Regions from separate parts of the Mus musculus genome. Here region 1 is linked to region 2. The links are chromatin loops, found by intact Hi-C in ENCODE. Cell type or tissue: gastrocnemius. All regions are shown on one strand. Each heading gives the region's core, and the rest is flanking DNA. Links, peaks and the distances in the headings are about the cores only.

Region 1 (5,375 bases), core at 174-5,173, 110 kb before region 2:
TTACGGGAGTGGCTCCCTTCTGATGTGGGTTTTTGATCTGACGTTTGGAACTCAGATCTTTGGGTCAGTCAGGGATCTCTAGAGGAACAGACTTGATAGGATCGATATAACCCATGAAGGTAACGTATTAAATCAGCTTACTTCAAAATGACAACAGCTGATTCACACCCGAGGACCAAGAACCTGATAAGGGCCCTGTCACCGAGGCTGGGAGCCTCAGCAGTCCAATGTGGTATTGGAAACCTGGAGGGCTCCTGGAGATCCTCTGGTCCTCAGTAAACGATGGAAGCCTGGAAAGGCTGGTCCTGATGTCGCTGAAGGAGTCAGCAGAGGCAACAAGAGAGTAAACTAACCCAAAGGTGAGAGGGAAGATCGCTATCCATCTATTCATCCATCCATTATCTATCCATCCTTCCATCCATCCATCCATCTCCTCATCCATTTGTCTATATGGCCACCATCTATCCATCATCTGTCTGTCTGTCTTCATTACCCACCCATGCATCCATCCATTTATCTATCCATCTATCCCAGTATCTATCCATCCTTCCTTCTATCCATCTATCTACCCATCCATCATTAATCCATACATACCATTGTCTATTCATCTGTCTGCCCATCCATCCATCCGTCCATTCATCCATTTTTCCACTCCTACCATGGGTCTTCCTTTACCTTGCTGCTAAAGTCACAATCATAATAATAAAGACAAATGAAGAGGCCTCCTCTGTAGAGGAACTCCTCATTGGTGAGGGGAAGCTGGACATTAAATTAAGAACGATAAGCTCTGGGCCTACAATGAGGAGACCTGATGGCCGGGGACCTGGGATCCTTAATATCTCCATTGCATAATGGTACTGATGCTGTGGTAGGAGTAGGACGGAAGCTTGTGCCTGCCAAGCCCTGCCCTCGACAGGTGTGTGGTCTGAGGGGAGGTGGGCACTGCAGGGGAGAAAGTGAAAGAAGCTGGCTTTGCTGGTGTGTAGAGGAGGAGGGATGACCTGGGATGTGACTTCATAACTATGCTGGAGCCTCGGTGTCCCTCTTGGCTCTGTGCCTCAGTGGGGTCCCTCACAACAGAGTGGGAGTAAGGGTCAGTTCCAACACAGTGACCCCCTCTGAGGCCAGCCTGGTTGGATATTCTTGCCATTCGCCATTCCCCAGAGGAGTGAGAAGCAGTATAAAACCCCTAGGAGGACATGAAGGTCTCAAGAGGAAACACAACTGTGTAAATACATTCATTTTTGCTAGTATTCACCCCCCCACACACACACACAAATTAATAACACACAAAGCAGAAAGAGAATATCGCTTTCACCAGGCGAAACCCATGTCTGGGTCACGGGGTAGTGGGTGGTGAAGCTATAGAGGCTTATCTGCTCACTCTAGAACCCTGCAGGCGGCAAGATGGCCTGCTACAGCACTTCCCCTTCCCACCTCTTGGCCCACTGACAGGCTTGGTGTGGCCAGACCAGGCAGGCATGGAGCTTCAGGGTAACTGGGAAGGCCCCTGAGAGCTTATTTCTTCCCTACAGACCCATGGAACAGAGAAAAGCATTTGAACTTGGGCCTTGTTGGGGGGGGTGTGTGGTCTGCTATGAAGACTATGAAAAAAAATGAACTGCATTCCCATCCCTTTTGGGAGAGAGAGAGAGAGAGAGAGAGAGAGAGAGAGAGAGAACTAGCTAGCTGTCAGGGCTAAAAGAGCCGGCCTGAGATACATCCACTCAGGGTTGTCAATAACTCGGTTTTACGGATGTGCAGATTCACGGAGCTATATTTTAGTGCCTCTACATCATTGATCGGACTATCATTTCAGCTCCATAGCTCATAGCTAGAAAGCAGCCTACAGACACCCCACATTATGACCCTGCCCTCCTCGTTCGGGACACCACATTCCATTAGGAGCAGCTTGATGGATGGGCCTGATGTTGTAATCTTGCTGAGCAATTACAGTGCCATCCTATTACTGGGAGACACCCCCACCACCGCCCTGACTCCTGTACATGCAAGGCTCTGAGTAGGAGAAAGATCTGGGGAGATCCAGTACAGGAGGGTAATGGATCAGCCTTCTGGGGTTACACTCAACTGTACCTCAAAAGCCCTTAGATGAACACAGGTCCTCTGCATAACCTAAAGTCAGCAAGCATGGCAGATTCATTACCTGCTCTGTGCGGGGAGGGAGGTGCTAGAGAGGGGGGAATGCAGAGACCTTGAGTTATATAATTCCTGTCTCCTGGAACTTCTGACTCTTAGAAAGGGAAATTGGTGGTAGAGCATAGCGAGATGGGGAGAGTGGAGCTGGTCATTTGATCAGCCATCGGCCACGTGGCAGCCTGTGCTTACTGCCATCTGACTCAAACTGAGATCAAGTGAACTTCCACAGACGTGGCCATTAGGGGGCCTTTTCTCCCTCGCCATGAGAGCTACCACTAACTCATCTGCTAAGGGTTGAACTGTGTCCCTCCCCTAAGGCACATGCTAAGTTCTAGTGCCCCAAACTAGTGAATATGGCCTTTGTAAATGTAGTTTAGTTAGGCCATATTTCTCTTTTCCTTTTCTTCTTCCTCTCCCTCTTTTTTTCCTCCTCCTTTTCCTCCTCCACTTCCTCCCCTCTTTCTTTTCTTCCTCTTCCAACCCTCTTCCTCTCCTCTTCCACTTCCTCCCCTCCCCTTCCTCTTCTTCCTTTTCCTCCTCCTTCTCTTATTCCTCTCCTCCTTTTCTTCCTCGCCCTCCTCTTCTTCCTCCTCTTCTTCCCCATCCTCTTCCTCCCCCTCCTCTTCTTCCCTTCTTTCTCCTCTTCCTTTCTTCCTTCTTTCTTTCCCTCCTCCTCCCCTTCCTCCTCTTCCCCCTCCTCTGCTTTCTCACCCTCTTCCTCCTTTTCTTTCTTGCTTCCCCCTCTTCCTCACCCTCCTCCTCTTCCTCACCCTCCTCCTCTTCCTCACCCTCCCTCTGCTCCTCTTCCTCACCCTCCTTTTCCCAATACTGGGAGTTGAACCTTAGTCTCCACATATGTCAGGCAAGCACCCTACTTGCCACTGTGGTCAGTGGACCTAGAGCCCCAGAAAACCTTTCTCTTCTTTTGAGACAGAGTCTCACTAAGTTGACCTTGAATTTCAAAGTCCAAGCAGGCCTTGAACCTGTGGTCCTCCTGCATCAGCTTCTGAGCAGCTAGGGTAAAAGGCCTGCCTAGCAAGTCTGATGCTTCCTTAAGGAGGTAGAGAGATTTGAGCATAGGCACACTCAAAGCACAGGGCCATGGGGGCGGGGCCCAGACACTGAGAGAACATGGGGACCGAGTGGGCATGCTGCAGCCACAAGCCAGGGAGCTGCCCAAGCCAAGCCTCCTCCCTGGAGACGCAGAAGGGAATGTGGTCCTGCTGCACCTGGATGTCAGAGTCCTGGTGGCTGGAACTGTGAGAGGAGACATTCCTATGGGTGCCAGCCACAGCTGGTGGGTGCTTGTTATACAGCCCTTGGAGATGGGCTCAGTGCCTTGTCTACTGCAGGAGTCCAGAGAGTCCAGAGAGTGGCTAAATGGGGGACATAGAGCTACACAGGCCACGTGATGGTGTCCATCTCCTCCTGAGGACTCTGGGGAGGTTGCCTAAGAGCAGGTCTACTTTGTCAACACACCATGGAATGTATACACGAATGCACACACACACACACACACACACACACACACACATGCATGCACGCGCACTTACTCACACTCGAGCACACACACTTGCTCACAGTCGCTCACACATGAACATGCAGAGCACGCACACACACGGAGGACAGAGCTATTCTGGGCATGCTCATCAGCGGCTAATTTTAATCATCCTCAGGCTCGCATCTCAAATCCCAAACACTTTGGTGTGTGCAGTCTCTGAACACTCACCAAAAATAGTTCTGAAAGAGAAGAAACACAGGAGCCCGGAGTCGGCTGACAGCAATTTGAGTCAACCCTCTGCTTCCCAAAAGCCTTCAGTACAGTACAGCTGGGGGCATTCTATCTAATCTGATGTGGTGTGTGTGTGTGTGTCTCTGTGTGTGTGTGTGTAAATGTGTCTGTGAGAGTGCATTGTGGTATGTGTGCATGTGTGTGTGCATATATGTAAGTTTATGTGTATATGTGTGTGAGTGTATATATTCATGTGTGCATATGTGTGTACATGTATGTAAGTGTATGTGTATATGTGTGACTGCATATGAGTGTGTGCATATGTATGTGTGTATATGTGTGTAAGTATGTATGCATATGTGTGTGAGTGTATGTGCATGTATGTGTGATGTGTGTGCATGTTTGTGAGAGTGTATATGTGTACATATGTGTGTGTCTGTGAGAGTGCTTTGTGGTATGTGTGTGTGAGAGTGTATATTGGTGTGTGCATGTGTGTGAGAGTATATATACAGTATGTGCGTGTGTGTTATGTGTTTTTATGTGTGTGAGTATGTGTGTATGGGGGCGCATGTGTATGACAGTGTGTGTGATGTGTGCATATGTGTGTTTACATGTATGTGTGTGTCTGTTAGTATGTGTGTGTGTGTGTGTGTGTGTGTGTGTGTGTGTAGGTCCAAGGTCAACCTCTGGAACCATTGACCTGACCTTACTTTGAAGAAAGGCTCTCCCTGAGACCTGGATCTCCCTGATTCGGCCAGACTTTCCGGGATCCACCTCCCCAGCTCAGTGATTACAAGCATGCCCACCATGCCTGGCTTTTCCACTGTGTTGGGGTTGGGACTTAGGCCTCATGTTTGCTCAGCAGGTGCTTGAGCTAACTAACCAGGCTAGTTAGTTAGCTAATTAACTTCCCAGGTGCCAGGCAGGGATCTTAACAAAGGACTAACTAACCAGGGCTGTCCCCAGCCAGCCCTTGAGGCTGACCTCTCTGATGAGAGAGACAAGATTCTCTGGGCTCAGACTGCCAAGACGATGTGTCTACCTGAGAGTCAGCCCCTGTGAGTGACAGCCCCTCGCCTACCAGCAGTTAGCTGGTGTGGCTGCAAGTTGCATCCTATAAAGAATGGAGGGAATACTGCAGGTAGATGGCCTTTCTGCCACCTGCCTAAGGGGGATGCAGCTGAAGATGACGGTGAACTGCTGATCCCCCTGCCTTCACCCCTCCTCACCCCCTGTGCTGGGATTGCAGGCATGTGCCAGCATGCCCAGCTTCTCCCAGCTTCTCCCAGCTTCAGATCTGGGTGCTGGTGGTAAAAAGTCTAGCACACACAAAGCCCTGAGTTTTGTTCTCAGCACTTACGGTGTTCGTTCCATGCCTGTGATCCTGGTGCTCAGGGGGTGGAGTCAGGAGGATCTGAAGTCCAAGGTCATCCTTGGCTACATAGTGAGTTTGGGGTCAGCCTGGGCTACATGAGACCTTGCCCCA
Region 2 (5,375 bases), core at 120-5,119:
GGGCAGCAGCCTTCTTGCTTTGGGGGGGGGGGCACCAGGTCTACCAGGGCACACACCTGGGAGCCCTCACTCATCTGAACCCTGTGGCATTTATTTCACAGCCTCCAGAAACCTTCAGTAATGTACCACGCTGGAGGGATTCCAAAGCCCTTGGGAGCAGATGGCCGCAAGAGACTGAGATGCCTTCTCTGAGTTAGAGGGGCAGAGGAGCAAGGGGGAGGGGCTGGGGTGGAGGATGCAGCTCAGTTGATAGGGTGCTTGTCTGGCATAAAGTGCATCCTGGGTTCCCTCCCCAGCACTGGAAAAGTCAGGCATAACGCCACAAGACTGTAAGCCCAGCACATTGGAAGCAGGAGAATCAGGAGTTCAAGGTCATCCTTGGCTACATAGCATGCTCAGGACAGCCTGGGCTACATGAGACTCTGTCTCAAAATACAACAGGAACTCCAGAAGACAAGCATAGAGGACCAAGACAAAGGTCCTGGAGAAACACTCAGGAGTACCCAGAGTATGGAAGGTCACAAAACAACAACACACCGACAGATTCAGGCTTTATTTATGAGCATACAGGACACACGCTAGATTAGAGTGGAGAACACATGCCTGGGTCACATAAACGGGACCCTGGTCTCAGAAATCTCATGGTGCAGCAGGAAGACAGCCTAAAGCCAAACCTACCCCTATCTCAGCCTGGGGACTTTATGCAATCTACCCCGAGCCTTACCTCATTCTCCACTCCAATCCCCTTATTGCACACCAGTGCCTTCAAAGAGGCTTTTCCTCCTGGTTGGAGCCTTTTACCTTGGCTGCCCATGAAAAGCGTTCTTACCACTCAAATCTGAAAGCTGCCCCCGAGCCCAGAGATGCCCGCCCTGGCCAGTCTACCTGAACATCCCTCCCTTGGTCTTTTTGTCTCGTTGCCTTGGCTTGCGTGGTACTTAGAACCTGTGATCTATCCAAACATATTTCTTTCTGGCCCTGGCTTCTTTGGGTAAATGCCAACTTTTGGAATAAGAAAGTCAGATTCTCATTTAGAAGGAAGCAAATGAGGTGGGGCCTGCTACAGGGGCCGGAGGAGAACCTCTTTCATGAAGGGTGATGCTTACCCTTGCAGGAGAGAAAGAAGCTAGCCCGGAAGAGCTGTCAGGTCAGCAAAAACAGGCAATAGAAAAGGCTTGGACCCAGGCAGCTGTGGTGTTTAATACATTTCACGATATTAACCCCCGGTGGCAGACAGTACCTCTGGGTACAGGAAGATCTTACAGGATCTGGGTCTTGATCTTGTATCTCACTGAGTTTTGCCCTCTGTAAAGTGGGCAGCTTTTGGCACTGTCTTCAAGGGTTGTGTAGGGGAAGCTGAAACATTAGCCCATGCTATGCCACACATACCATTGAGTGGTGCATGGTGAACCCCACAAATACAGGCTTCCTCCGCCGTACCCCTGTGAGTACAGCACAACATCTAGGGGAATCAAGTCAGACCAACAGTTGCTCCAGGAAGGAAGTTGGGGCCAGGAGGGGGTCTGGCAGGGCCTGGAGCCCAGCTGGGGTTGCAGAACAAGTTGGTAGGTCTTGACACCACAAGGAGCCAGAATCCAGCCTAGAATAGAAACCGCCTGCACGGCTGGCTGGGAGCCCCTTCCTGGAGTGATGACAGGCCAGTGTGCCCTGCTGGCTGGGCAGGTGCTTGTGGCCAGTAGTGACAAGGAAGCAGAGCTGCTTATGGTGAACACCCCATCCCCCGGTGACCACCTTAACTCTCTTGTCCCTTCATTGTCCAGGAAGCCTAGGGAAGACCCTGCCTCGTCCACAGTAGGCTGTCAGGGAGAGGCTGGTAGCCACTGTCTCTTGAGCATGTATCAGAAACCAGGTGTTGCATGAAACCTCCACCAAGTTCCAAGGTGGAGGGACTGCCACTCTCCCATGTCACAGATGGAGCAACTGAGGCTCAGACAGGGGACGTTAATTATGTTCATCTAACCCCAGTCTCTTTTACTTGGTTCTCACGCCATTTTTCCAAGGAGACCCATCTGTTCTACTTGTCACAAACAACCATAGATTAAGCAGTAGGAACCTGTGACTTGTCACCGGTGTTGGGGGCGGGGACTAGATGGTGGAGGAGGGGAGAGGCTGGCAAAGCCCAGATCCACGCTGAGACTAAGATTTTGTCTGAAGGCTGGATACACAATTGAAGACTCCTTTATGGTCTTGAGAGAAAACTGGCTAAGTTGGTTCCTTTCAAAAGGGAGATTACATTTAATCGGGTAACTAAAATGCTCAGGGCCATGACTTTCAGATCCAGGTTGATCCGGGTACACAAGAGACTCTGGAAATCCAGCCCCATCCTTTGGCTTTTCTTGGCGCCTCATTATTGATCGTCATCTCGATGTGGACAATGAGGACAATCGCCACTAGCCCTGTACTTGATTCTCATCTAGTGGGAGATTCTCATCAGATTCTAGCACCGGTCTGTCCCTGGACCGCTGTGTGTGGCTGTGCAGCCCTGACATGTTCGTTGTGTAGCTAGAACGCAGCACACAGATCAGCCACGACTCACTGTCCTCTCATCCAAATCAAGGCTGAAAAGGAGGGTCAGATGACTCTCCAGGGAGGAGTGACTGAGCAACATCCTGAAGGAACTGTGAGTTGTTGACATGGGACTTGGGGAAAGCCCAGGGGGGTTTTAGGAAGCAAAGTAGTTTTGTTTTGTTTTTGTTTTTTTTTTATAAATCACATGGAGACAAAACGAAGTGATGCACACTTTTAATCCCAGTACCCAGGAGACAGGGGTGGCTTGAACTGCGTGAATTTCATGCCAGCCATAGCTTCATGATGAGACACTGTCTCAAAAAAATTATTTTTTTAAACTAAAATTTTTAAAACTCACACGGATTGAACCAATCATAGAGGCTGGGTCTGCTTGGGCTTCCCCTAAACTGAAGAAGCTGCGAAGTCCCCACGGGTCATGTGGCATTCACAGCTTCCCCTGCGGTCGCTTCAGTTTCAAACTTTGGTTGACTGTCAGGGACAGCAGAGCCACCAAACAACACCCACCCTGCAACACTCCCCCCCACCCCACCCCCGGGCCCGTTAGTTCGCCCTCTGCACACGTGAACACATTTCCCCTTCACAAGACAGGAAACGCAGGAAACCAAAAACCTTTTCAAATAACTTGCCTGCAGCACTGCAGGCTGGGCCATTGTGACGTCAGGCCAGCAATCAGCCAATGCATGGGTGGTTCCGCCTTCCTAATCTGTATATTGTGTTCTCATAGGCTCTCGTTTCTCGCCCCTCCTTATTGTGGTGAGGTTTTTTTTTGGGGGGGGGTTGTTTTGTTTTGTTTTGTTTGTTTTCTGGGCTTCCTCCCCATTCAAGGGCTTACTCTATCCCAGACCTCCAGGTCAGCTAGGTTTAAGGATAGCCACGATGGTGTGGGTTCCCTGTGGGTCCTCTGTGTGGCTGGGCACAGAAAAGGCCAGGACTGGTGGCCAGAGAGCTGGAGGCTAGACCCAGAGTCTCCTCACCTCTGACTCCAAAAGGCATCCCGTGACCTAACAGTATGGACATGTGCATGAGCCTGCCCTAATGTGTGCCTGTGCGCCTATCTGTCTGTCTATCTATCTATCTATCTATCTATCTATCTATCTATCTGAAAAGAATACTAGAATAGGCCCTGTAAGCTTTAATTACATCTGGCTCAAGATAAAGAAGTTATAGTGAGTGTCCCAAAGTGTTCTGCCAAGAGAGGACTATTGTTGAAAATTTCTGATTTTGCCTAGACACGGTGGCACACATTAATTCCAGCACTCTGGAGACAGAGGAGCAGATCCTTGTGAGTTCTGAGTTCAAGAGCAACCTGGTCCACATAGCTCGAGGCCAGCCAGAGGTATACAGTGAAATAAATAAATTAAATAATAAAGTAAATGCAGGCACCACCAACTAGAGTACAGAGGGGGTACCCATGGCTCCAGCTGGATATGTAGCAGAGGACTGCCTTATCTGGCATCACTGGGAGGGGGACCCCTTGGTCCAGTGGAGGCTTGATTACCTAGGATAGGGGAACTATAGGCCGCTGAGGCAGGAGTGGGGGAGGTAGGGTGGGGGAGGGGGCACCCTTATAGAGGTAGGGGGAGGGAGGAGGGGATAGAGGGCTTGTGGAGGGGAAACTGGGAATGGGGATAACATTTAAAATGTAAATAAATAAAATAACCAATAAAAAACACAAATAAGCCGGGCGTGGTGGCGCACGCCTTTAATCCCAGCACTCGGGAGGCAGAGGCAGGCGGATTTCTGAGTTCGAGGCCAGCCTGGTCTACAAAGTGAGCTCCAGGACAGCCAGGGCTATACAGAGAAACCCTGTCTCGAAAAACCAAAAAAAAAAAAAAAAAAAAAAAAAACACAAATAAATACAGGAAGAAAGGCCGAATTCCGCCTTTATTTTTCAAGACCATTTTGTTGTTTGCTTTTGTTTTTAGGATGGGAATGTGGATAGGGGTCAGGCAAAGTTTCACTGTAGCCCAGGCTAGCCTGAAATCCATAATCCTCTCTCCTCAGCTTCTTGAATTCTGGGAATACAGTCAAGCCCCACCATCCCCAGTTTTCCAAGTCATTTTGTTTTTGTTTTTTGAGACAGGGCTTGTCTGTGTAGCCTTGGCTGTCCTGGGACTCACTCTGTAGACCAGGCCCAAACTCAGAAATCCACCTGCCTCGGCCTCCCAAGTGCTGGGATTAAAGGCGTGCGCCACCACACCTGGTTTTCCAAGTCATTTTAAATGTTAACTATGTATCCTCCAGTTCTTTACCTAGGAGAAAGCCCCAGTGCAGATTTGACTACAGCCAGAAGCCAGCATCACTTCCTAGAAAGCCAGGGAATCAGCTGATGCTGGCCTCCATCCTCTGGGTGTGTGAGGTGTTTAATCTCTGTTCACTGGGTGAGGCTGACGGCCAGACAGATGGACAGTCCTGATAGCTGGGAATGGATAAGGACGATGTCTGACTCATCTATGAAAGTATGAAGAAAGGAAGAGTGCAAACCGGTTCTGTGCTTCTGTGCTTGGGGGACGACAAGGACATTCTGTACCCAATGTGGCCACGTGCTTTTAGCTCTGAGGCTCAGGCCCCAGCCAGGACTTACACTCCACCCTCCCTGCCTTCCTCTCTCAGACCTGACTTTTGTACTCAAACGAGGACTCATGTGGGATTCCCAGACCTGATCCTGGGTCCACTGAGCCTCTTGCCTGCAAAGAGAATGACAGGATTTCCAAGTGTTGCTAATGATGTGAGCCACTCACTCATAAATAATCTCTCTCAGGCTGGAGAGATGGCTCAACAGTTAAGGCCACTGGCTGCTCTTCCGGAGGACCCAGGTTCAATTC

Evidence for each region. Hi-C counts contacts between places; a loop is a spot of excess contacts. Peaks named below come from ENCODE experiments on the same cell type or tissue, not always from the same donor. Only the 100,000 strongest peaks of a DNase experiment are listed, where the experiment ranks them.
Region 1: it touches region 2 in a loop (1.8-fold over the local background); 1 of 42 quality-filtered maps calls a loop at or near these places.

The regions. Positions count from the first base shown.
Region 1 is chr5:118,363,463-118,368,837 of GRCm38, forward strand. No RefSeq gene overlaps it. Among named protein-coding and RNA genes, the nearest start is that of Gm46942, 6.2 kb to the left of the region's middle. In gastrocnemius, for the core only: a CTCF peak has its summit at 2,398; no DNase peak of the experiment used is centred there; H3K27ac peaks cover 1,511 bases.
Region 2 is chr5:118,475,218-118,480,592 of GRCm38, forward strand. No RefSeq gene overlaps it. Among named protein-coding and RNA genes, the nearest start is that of Gm46921, 15 kb to the right of the region's middle. In gastrocnemius, for the core only: no CTCF peak of the experiment used is centred there; a DNase peak (open chromatin) is centred at 3,219; H3K4me3 peaks cover 814 bases; H3K27ac peaks cover 3,024 bases.